Linked DNA regions of Homo sapiens: region 2 is linked to region 1. A link is an interaction called in ENCODE POLR2A ChIA-PET data of the cell type or tissue named here. Cell type or tissue: Panc1. All regions are shown on one strand. Each heading gives the region's core, and the rest is flanking DNA. Links, peaks and the distances in the headings are about the cores only.

Region 1 (5,389 bases), core at 302-5,301:
CACAAGTTGTACCAAAAGAAAACAGTTCAACATAATGTATTGGAAAGAGAGTTATCTTTCACACAGGCTGACTAGCTATAAAAAGTTAGTTTTGTTTTGCTTTGTTTAAATCAACTTTATTACCCTAATTTAACATACAAAAAATGCACAGATTGTAAGTTGATGAGATTTGACAAATATATTACACTCGAGTAATCACCATCCCAATCAACATCCTTTAAGTCCTTTAAGTTTTTGAAGGTAGCATAGTCTTTGGCATGCTCCCCTGGAATGATCTATTGGTTTTGATTTGCTACCTTGGTGAGTAAACCGGGACTGTTTCAAGGGTTTTTCCTTGCTCTCTCCCACTACAATAGCTCTTACTCCACAGGTTCAGGGACCAATGGTAAGGGTTTTGCCAACAGCTCACTATATCCATTCTGATTATACACTTAGAAACTGGGGAAATGCCCAGCAGGCCAGTTGGTGAACCCAGTAGTATCAAGGTAAGATGGACCTACGTAAAGATTTCATATATAACCTGACCCTTATATATCTCTTCTATAAGAGGGATGCCATGACAGCATATAGAGGCACATGGTATCATAAGCAACTCAGATGCAGCATCCAAATGCACAGTTACTCAAGTAAATGGTCATAAGTCTGTCTCTCTGTAAAAAGACTGAGGTGATCACTACTGTATAAACTTGTCATGGTGTCACAGGGTGCTTCCTCATGGATATCTGGACTGTCCTTAAGTTGACAGGTTCTGTGTCTAAGAACTAGCTCTGGAAACTGGCCAAGGGTGGTGATTTTCTGCTGAGATGGGTGACCTCAGTCCCCTTCCTATTTGTTTTTGATCTCTTTCAATTATATAGTTCTGTAGGTTAGCCTCCCCTTGGTGCCACTGTAATCTTGCTGCCTTGAAGGTAATTCCACCTCTGTTGCTTCTGATAGCTAAGTGCCGCCACATGGCTTCTCAAATTCTGTGATCCCATCATCCCATTGCTACCAGGGAGCACAGTTTTGTAACACCCTCTCCTGTCAGTCTTGGAGAGCCAATACTGAACAAATATCCTCCTCACTAACACATTCAATGATCAATTTGATAAACTGAGTATTTTTTTAAATTATTTTTTGAGACAGAGATTTTTGCTCTTTGTTGCCCATGCTGGAGTGCAATTGCGCGATCTCAACTCACCACAACCTCCACCTCCCAGGTTCAAGCGATTCTCCTACCTCAGCCATCCAAGTAGCTGGGATTACAGGCATGCACAACCACGCCTAACTAATTTTGTATTTTTGGTAGAGAAGGGGTTTCTCCATGTTGGTCAGGCTGGTCTCGAACTCCCGACCTTAGGTGATCCACCCGCCCCGGCCTCCCAAAGTGCTGGGATTACAGGCGTGAGCCACCTTACCCAGAAATAAACTGCGTATTCTTTATGGAATCCAAGGAACATAGTTAGTAAATATTCTGGTCTAATATAGTAGACATATTCCAGCATGACTACTTCTTTAAGACTTTTAATCTTTTCCTTTATAATTTGGCATGATTATTCTGGCATCTCTCCTTCATTGAATGTGGGTCATCACTTTTTCCAAGCTTCCCAGTGCCATCCTATCATGAATTAATACTCTAATGGCAACGTGAGTTGTTATCCTTGGGTCCTTGCCAGGCTGTTAAATTCTGAATCATAAGAAACTGCCCTATATTGACCAAATATCCATTTTCTAGTTTTGTGTTCTATTCTCCTCAATGCAGTACCTTAAGAATCCACTCCTGAGCACATGTCATCTAGTCCTACAGGTCCTATGGCCCACAGTTTCTCTTCTTCCTTGTCAGGTCCAGTGATTCTCCAATTGGGTCGTGCTAAGACTTGTCCGATTATCAATCTAGTGGTCAGGATGAAAGGTTGGGGTAGATACTGAAGAGAGCAATTATTATGGCACCTGCCTTATTTGCCTCTGCATAATCTCCCCATCAAGGGAATGGGCCACTTGTGCATCACAAAAACACACAGGTATCTATATGTGAACATAAATCTAAAAATGTCATCAGGGCAGGTTTTTTGTTTGTTTGTTTTGAGACGGAGTCTGGCTCTGTCGCCCAGGCTGGAGTGCAGTGGCGCAATCTTGGTGCTCACTGCAAGCTCCGCCTCCCGGGTTCACGCCGTTCTCCTGCCTCAGCCTCCCGAGTAGTAGCTGGTACTACAGGCGCCCACCACCACGCCCGGCTAATTTTTTGTATTTTTAGTAGAGACGGGGTTTCACCATGTTAGCCAATATGGTCTCCATCTCCTGACCTCGTGATCCGCCGCCTCGGCCTCCCAAAGCGCTGGGATTACAGGCGTGAGTCACCACGCTCCGCAGGGGCAGGTTTTTATCACCGTCATGTCTCACTCAAATATAAGTGCTATGAAAATCTCCTAAATCCCTTTGCCACTACCACCTCTCTGGATTTCAGTGGGGTTGACATATGCTTGTCCTGGCTCTCTAAATGTGGCTGTCCACTTGGGCTAATTTAGATGCATGCAGCTCGGCCAAGCAATGTCACAGGCAAATATTGATTGCTTCTCCCACTACACATTTTTAAATCTTTTGCTGAATCAAAACCTCTATGCCTTATCCTGCTCAGGTTTGAAACTTTGGACTTTCGAGAGCCTAGTCTGGGGAGAAAAGGTGCTTTAACTGTTTCATTTTCTTTACCTTTCCTTTATTACAATTCGAACTCTATTCAAAGAAATGTGTTTGTTTCTAATTTGCAGAGACATGCAGAAATAAAAAAAAACACACAAAGATAAATATTTCAAGATACTATCTTATTCCGTGTGTGTGTGTGTGTGCACCTGTGTGCCTGTCTGCATTTTTATTTATCTAGTTAATACCCTGAATTTATTGCAAAATTCTGAAAGGAGAAAAGATGTTAAGTAAACAGGATATTACTATAACAGAAAAACCTCTCAGTTAACTGTACTTAATTAATTATCCTTTTAGCACGGTTTAAGCTGTCTGTGCTAAGTCTACAAGAAACATGAGAATATTCTGGTTACAATCACCTCTTACTCTCTGATTTGCACTATTTCTTTCACATACATTTTCAGTCTTTCTCCTTATGAGTCTCTGAATCACTTCCTAATAACTGCATATTTTTAAGATGGTATTTGCAAATGAAAATAGCATAAATTATTCTTTGTTACTTATCTAAAAAATCGTACAGTTGATCTTTGAACAATACACGGGTTAGGGCACCAAATCCCCAGGGAGTAAAAAATCTGCATGTAACATTGGAGCCCCACAAAAACTTAACTGCTAATAGACTATCGTTGACCAGAAGCTTCACTGATAACATAAGCAGTCAATTAACACATAGTTTGTAGGTTATATGTATTATATATGGTATTCTTACAATAAGATAAGCTAGAGAAAAGAAAATGTTAAGAAAATCATAAGCAAGAGAAAATATATGTACTATTCATTAAGTGGAAGTTGATCAAAAAATTCTTCACCTTCATCATTTCACATTGAGTAGGCTGAGGAGGAGGAGTTGGAATCGCTGTCTCTGGTATGGTGGGGCGGAAGAAAATTCACATATAAGTGGACCTGTGCCGTTCAAATGTATGTTGTTCAAGGGTCAATTGTAATGTGAAAAGTTTTCAGAAAAGGATGATTGCATATATGCATTTACATAGACAGCTGCATATAAACATACACATTACAATGTTCAAATTAGTTCATCAGATTGGTTGATACTCCTTTAGAACAGTGGTCTTCAAAGTGGACATGCACTAAATGATCCACAGATGTGCCAGAATGATAAGAAAGTAGTAAAATGTTCTAACATGTAATATAAGATGGATACTGTTGCCCCACTCTGTCAGTATGCCAGAAGTAACATATCACACATGAGGGGAAAGAGGGCTAGCTAGTCCTCACTCTCAGAAGTAGATAATGGTCCTTTTTTTCCATTCCTTGCTTTCAGAATATGGTCATTTATGAGTACTGTTAAGTGGATTTTCAGATTTAATTATTTAAAATAACAGAGTCCCATAATACTTTGTATCAGATGGAAATAACAATAAAACATTCTCTTTTTTAACCATATGTAGGTTCCTTGATTATCTAAAGCCTTTTTTTCCTCTTTACCTCAAATACATAGCTTTGGGTTAATCGCACTCTTCTGTTTATGATACAATTGTCATTGATCCATAGAACAAATGTCCCCTCTTTTGTATTATTTATTTACACCTTTTTATCTCCATGCCATACCATCCATTGTAAGCTACTTTCCTAATGCTTTTGATGTAGTATTTTTTCTTGTACAAATTCTCATAAAATATGTATTACTATTTTGTATTTATATATGTATTTTAATTTATATAAATATGAATTTTTTTACTTAACTCATCACTATGTTTTTAAGACTCACCCATGATTGTTTCTATTTATATATCCAGTATGAGCCTTTCAAGTGCTGCTACAATATTCTAAAGCATGCACCCACACTATTTCACTAACCATTCTATCAGAGAAGTATGCTCAAATTCCAAAAATTCTGGAAATTTTTGTGCATATCACCATTTGTACATATAACCTTTATTTCCATAGAATATTAATCTGGGAGCAAGACTGGTGAGTAGTGGAATATGCATTTCCTCTGTTTAAATATTGCCAAGTTATTCTCCAGAATGGTTGTCTGAAAGGTAGGAATCTATACTCCCACCTACAGTGCATGGAGGATACCTATAACTCTATATAGCTATGAGTATCTCACCTTTCAAGATTCTGCTAAACTGATGGTAAAATTCTATAGAGTTTTACATCTACAATTGTTGCTTTTATTTGCATTTTATTTACCAATGAGCTTGAGCCTCTCTCATTTACTTTTTAACCTTTTGCAATCTTCATCTGTGAACTGTCTCTTAAACTCTTTGCACATTATTCTACTGAAATTTAGATTTTTTTCTCCATAGAAGTATCATATATTCTTTATTAAGTAAATTTATGAACACTTTATATTTCTCAGTTGCTTATTAGTAGAACAGATAAATGCTACTGTTTTTTTTTCTTAGTCAATCCTGTGCCCAGAAACCTTGCTGAATGCTCTTATTCTATTTTTTTCTAATGATTCCTTTGGTTTTTCTTTATAGGTAATCATACTGTATGAACATAATATAGTCCTCTTTTCCTTGAGGACTTACACCTCTTATTTCTTCTTTTTAAATTCTTTGAGTGTTGAATGAAACCTAGTCTTATGCTAAATAGTGGCAATGATAGAGGATAACTTTGTTTTATGTGTACCCTTGATGTTAAAGGAAATATTTTAAGCTTCTCCACTAAGGATGCTATTTACTGGTACTTTGATATAAAATATCTTTCAAATTAGGGAATATTTTATTTCTACATTTCTAAT
Region 2 (5,389 bases), core at 132-5,131, 1.3 Mb after region 1:
TTTTAAAAGCAAGTTTATCAAGCACCCATTTTGATCATAAAAATATATTAAATACCTAATAGAATGTCTATTGTTGAACAATGAAATTCTGGGTGAAGGCCTGAATAAAACAATAGTAGCAACTATTGGCAAAGGTAAGCCAGGCATTACAGCAGGCATATTACATTCATGTTCTCATTTAACTCTCATCAGTTATGCAAGGTACATGATAATAAAAATGCAAACTCCTGTCAGTGAATGTTGGCCAACTGAGAGAGTTAATTTGCAAATTCCCTTTTCAGTTATGAAATCTTTACCTGGTCTTCTCCATTCTGTTATTAACTAAAGAGGCTTGGAATGAAATTGGCATAACTCTCTGAGGTTTGGAAAGCACACTTGTCAGGTCACATTGCCTAGGGAAATAAGACTTAGTGCCTCCACTTCCTCTTGCAAAAACTTTCTGGGCTTATGACAACTTTTGTAGTTTCCTTTATTTTTTAATTCTTGTGACCTCTTAGTGTTACAGTGATTTAGAAATGAACAGTGATTTAGACTAGAACTGAAGATGTTCAGTCTATTGGCATTCTTACTTACCTGAATGAAAAGCAAAGTCATATTTTATTTGGGCTTCAATGAACCTATTCATTTCAAGTAGTCAATTTTTCCTCTTTTTGCATTATTGAAAAACATGGAAACACTCTTCTGTAAATCGTTCTGTATAAAAAGGGAGTTTATTTCTCATACTTTGATTCTGGGCTGTCCTTATCATATGCATTAACTAAAAGAAAATGTGGTAGAAGTAAAGTTGTGTGACTTCCAAACTAGACCTTAAAAGGTCTCAGGGTTTCTGCCTTTGTTCTCTGGGAATGCTGCCCTGAGACTGACATTGTAAGGCAGCCAGTTTACCTTTCTGAAGATGAGAGGCTACGTGGAGGAGAACCAACATGCCCCAACTGATAGTCATCACCAACGGTCAAATGCGTGCTGGAGGCCATCTTGGACCTCCCAGCAGTATGCCAAGGCAAAAACAGCAGAGGAGCACCCAGACAACTCACAGAATCATAGGAAATAGGAAATGGTTGTTGTTTTAAGCCACTACGTTTTGGGGTGATTGATTACACAACAGTATATAACTCATACTTTTTCTTATTTCTCATAGCATAGTAAAAGGCATTACGTAATTTGGGAAAATGTAGTTAACTAAAGAGAGCAGGCAGGGAGTTCTATGCAGATGGATCATACGGCTTTACTTCACAAACAGGAAAGGGGAAAAGTGAAGAAAATCTTATTGCAGATAGGAAGATGTGAGGGATTCTGCAGGTCACGTAGGTGGCCAATGAGTTGTAGGGGGACAGCTCTGCCATGATGCCCTAGTGGCTTTGCACCTTAGAAAGATCCACATAGCCATGTGGGAAAGGTTTGAATTACTGTCTGACCTACGCCTTGGGAAATCTTCCCTATGGCCTTCCTGGAGCATAAGAGCATGGAGGCTTGCAATGAGCTGCTACAAGTATATTTCTCACTCACTTCCCTAGCTACCTGGGAAACTGACATTGAGAGTTTCTTGTTGCCTCCCAAGTTCAGATGAGGTGTGAGGCTTTCTGCCTCACCCGTTTTAGACAGAGTTGCTGGCTATAGAACTGCTTAGTTACAATCTAGAATTCCCTCCTTGGCAACAGAGTGTACCACAACTCATTTTGCTATCATCCTGCCCTTTTGTTTCAGTGTCATTCTTTCTGCTGTGTGGAACAAGGACCAAGGAAAACTGGTGCCTTTGCTACTTTTTCTTTGCTGTCCATGGAAGCAATAAACAGTCTAAAGCTAAAATGGGCTTACTGTGTCTTTACTGGCCAAATGTCTGAGGCCTTGGACTTGGCCTTAGCCTTGCCTGCTATGTGCTTGACACAAGTTAGTAATGAAATAAAAAAAACTTGTCATTAAGAATTTTAAAAAGAAAAACCATAATTCTATAGTTAAGATGGGAAGAAGATTCAAGTATTTTCTAATATCAGAATAAGTAGATTACATTTTCCCTTCTTTAATCTTCTTTAAAGTATAGAGAATATTACGTGATAGCTATAGCAGAGAAAATAGAAATAATAACTGCAAAATTAAATAGAAATTATTGTATATGTTTTGTTTATCAATTTAGGTTTTTGTTTGTTTGTTTGTTTTATTTTTTTTTTAAGATGGAATTTTGCTCTGTCGCCCAGGCTGCAGTGCAGTGGTGTGATCTTGGCTCATTGTAACCTCCACCTCCCGGGTTCAAGTGACTCTCCTGCCTCAGCCTCACGAGTAGCTGGGACTACAGGTGCCTGCCACCATGTCCAGCTAATTTTTGTATTTTTAGTAGAGACGGGGTTTCATCATATTGGCCAGGCTGGTCTTGAACTCCTGACCTTGTGATCCACCCGCCTTGGCCTCCCACAGTGCTGGGATTACAGGTGCGAGCCACCACACCTGGCTTATCAATTTAGTTTTAAGTGACTTTCTTATTGATTTGTATAATTTCTTTATACAGTAAAGACACTTTCTTGTCATATTTGTTGAAAATGTATTTTTCCGGTTTGTTTAATTTGGGGGCTTTCAGATATCCACATTTCCACAGTTTTATATAGCCAAATCCATGAATCTTTTCATTCAACATTTTCTTCATCTTTATAATTTTAGAAAGCTCTCACTACTCCAGGGTCTTAATAAATCTCTCCTTTTTTATCTTATGACTTAAAAAAATATTGAGTTCTTTAATTCTCCTGGAATTCATTTTGGTAGATAGTGCAAGTTCAACCTCTTACCTTTTTTTTTTTTTCTCTAATGAGCTAACGAACTTTCCTAACACCATCTGTCTCTTAAAACTTAACTTTTCTGTTGAACTTTTAAAAGTTCTTAAAATTTCTTTTCAGATTTACGTGTAGTATAATTTACCTTTTTGATGTGCAGTTCTATAAGGAATATGTTTTCTCTATAAAAAACCTGATTCTCAGAAGTACACAAATATACCTCTGATATTAAGATCTTTAGGGAAGTGCATGGAATTTACAGAAACTTCTAGTGAAAATTCCTATTCCAAGAAGGTTTATAAAACTTAATCAATTTTCTTTTTTTCATTCTCTCCATCACCCATGAATGAGATAGAATACTTAAAGGGTGAAAAATTGGACATCAGAGGGAATAAGAAGAAAAGCAAGGGATCTGAATTATAAATAAGTTAGAGGCTGGTAATCAAAAAGTACTTATGAACACATCCTCTGTTCAAAACCAGAATTTTGTCCACTCCTGTCGGATAGAGAGCTACTTTTGCTCCAAGTAAAAAGCAAACTAAATGAGCCCATTTTTATTAAGAGAATATTTGAGCAAGTAGAATGTGAACAGTGAAAGTCTGGCCTAACTGGTATCTACCTTATGCAGAAATCATTTGATTTTTTTTTTTTTTTTTTTTTTTTTTACAATTAAAGATTTTTAGATTTGTGGCGGCTAATATGGGAATGGGATCCTCAACCATGAATACAAACATAACAATTCAACTGACATTCAGAGTGACCAAGAGCCAGGCGCTATGACAGGCCCAAGTGTCTCCCTGACTCCAGAGAACACCTTTGAAGAATTACTCTCACCTTCACTGTCATAGGTATTTCCACTGCCTCAGCTCACAGTGTTGTAACATGTATCTTTTTTTTTTTTTTTTTTTGAGACGGAGTTTCACTTTGTCACCCAGGCTGGAGTGCAGTGGCACGATCTTGGCTCACTGCAACCTCCACCTCCTGGGTTCAAGTGATTCTCCTGCCTCAGCATCCTGAGTAGCTGGGACTACAGGTGTGTGTCACCACGCCCAGCTAATTTTTTGTATTTTTAGTAGAGACGGGGTTTCACCGCGTTAGCCAGGATGGTCTCGATCTCCTGACCTCATGATCTGCCTGCCTCGGCCTCCCAAGGTGCTGGGATTACAGGCGTGAGCCACCACACCCGGCCTCCAACATGTATCTTAATGTTCATTATTTATCCAATAAGCTTTTTTTGGCTGTTATTCTGTGTTAAGTGCTAGAATCACAAAGATGAGGGAGGGAGGGAGCATGTACACAGAGAAACAAGTGTTGGCATAGTCATATGCAGATTATACTGTGGAACAGGCTAAAGAAGGAACATTTCTCCCTTGGAGAAAGGGTAGGAAGCCAGGCCAGGTGACGCCTGTCTTTGATTCCAGCTACTCCAGAAGCTGAGATGGGAGGATCGCTTGAGCCCAGGAGTTTCAAACCAGCCTGAGCAACATAGTGAGAACCTATCTGAAAAAAAAAAAATGTGTTTAATTAAAAGAAAAAACACAGAAAGAAGGTCCAGCAAATGCAAAGTCATGGAAGTTAGGGTCCATTAGGGCCACTGCAAGTCTGTGTGGTGCTGGGCATCCAAGATAGAAAGGAAGACAGAGGGAAGCAGCCCTGAGAGGCTGGCAAGGGCCAGACTGCCTTCCCCAGGTGCAGGGGTTTGAATTTCATTCTAGAAGCACTAGGAAGCCTCGGGTTTTAAGCAGTGAAGTGGAGGATTAAAGTAGAGAAAACTGAATTTCTTTAGATCTTCTAACGCTAAATCCAATATTCTGTGATATTGAGGTTCCCTCTTTACCCCGTCCTCCTTACTCATCTCTTGAAGCCATTTCTAGACTTCTATTTAATTCATAGCACAAATGTTTAATTCCTTTCGAAAAAAGTTCTGTGGAATCTTTATGGTTCCAGAAGCTTTAGCCTCATTTCTCCCAGTATAATTTTTAAAGCGTCATTTCAAGCATTTTTTTTTCCAGGCCCAGTATCAGGGAAAAATTAGAGCACTGAATTCTTAGATAACTCATGAAAGCTAAGGTTTACTTAGCCCTCTGGCTTTAATCTCTCATAGCCTGATATGAGGCCATGTGTATCTTGTCACCTTTATTCATAAGTTCACATCTTCTTTTACCATCACAAAGAAGAACCAGTCTCTGGACTTTCATGAACCATGCATGAGAGCTTGCAACCATAGCCATTGAGGTAATTGGCTTTTGAAAAATTATGCCTCTATGCCATTTTTTTTCATGCACTGAAGATGAGAACAATACACTCAAGGAGAATAAAATAGGAAAAGGGCTTAGATTTTGAAAGCAGGTGAAAGTTGACCATTATTCATTGTTGTCATAAATGGCCTTATATTTATACCATCATTGTAAAATGGGTTGCTATGGTCCGAATGCATCCTTCCAAAATTTGTAAGTTGAAACTTAATCGCCAATGTGATAGTATTAAGAGCTCGGGCCTTTAAGGGCTAATTAAGTCAGGAGGACAGAGCCCTCATGTATGGGATTAGCAGCCTTATAAAAGAGCTGGAAGATATTAGCTAGGCCCCTTTCCCCCTCCCCCCAGCTTTTTCCCTTCTGGTATGTGAGGAC

Evidence for each region. ChIA-PET counts read pairs that join two places held together with the same protein. Peaks named below come from ENCODE experiments on the same cell type or tissue, not always from the same donor. Only the 100,000 strongest peaks of a DNase experiment are listed, where the experiment ranks them.
Region 2: POLR2A ChIA-PET joins it to region 1 with 5 read pairs; 1 of 35 experiments calls an interaction of 5 or more read pairs at or near these places.

What each region holds. Positions count from the first base shown.
Region 1 is chr4:124,114,480-124,119,868 of GRCh38, reverse strand. All of the region lies in intron 2 of LOC105377407 (a long non-coding RNA gene), which reads left to right. Among named protein-coding and RNA genes, the nearest start is that of LINC02516, 440 kb to the left of the region's middle. In Panc1, for the core only: no CTCF peak of the experiment used is centred there; no DNase peak of the experiment used is centred there; H3K27ac peaks cover 1,178 bases.
Region 2 is chr4:122,768,172-122,773,560 of GRCh38, reverse strand. No RefSeq gene overlaps it. Among named protein-coding and RNA genes, the nearest start is that of BBS12, 38 kb to the right of the region's middle. In Panc1, for the core only: no CTCF peak of the experiment used is centred there; no DNase peak of the experiment used is centred there; H3K27ac peaks cover 388 bases.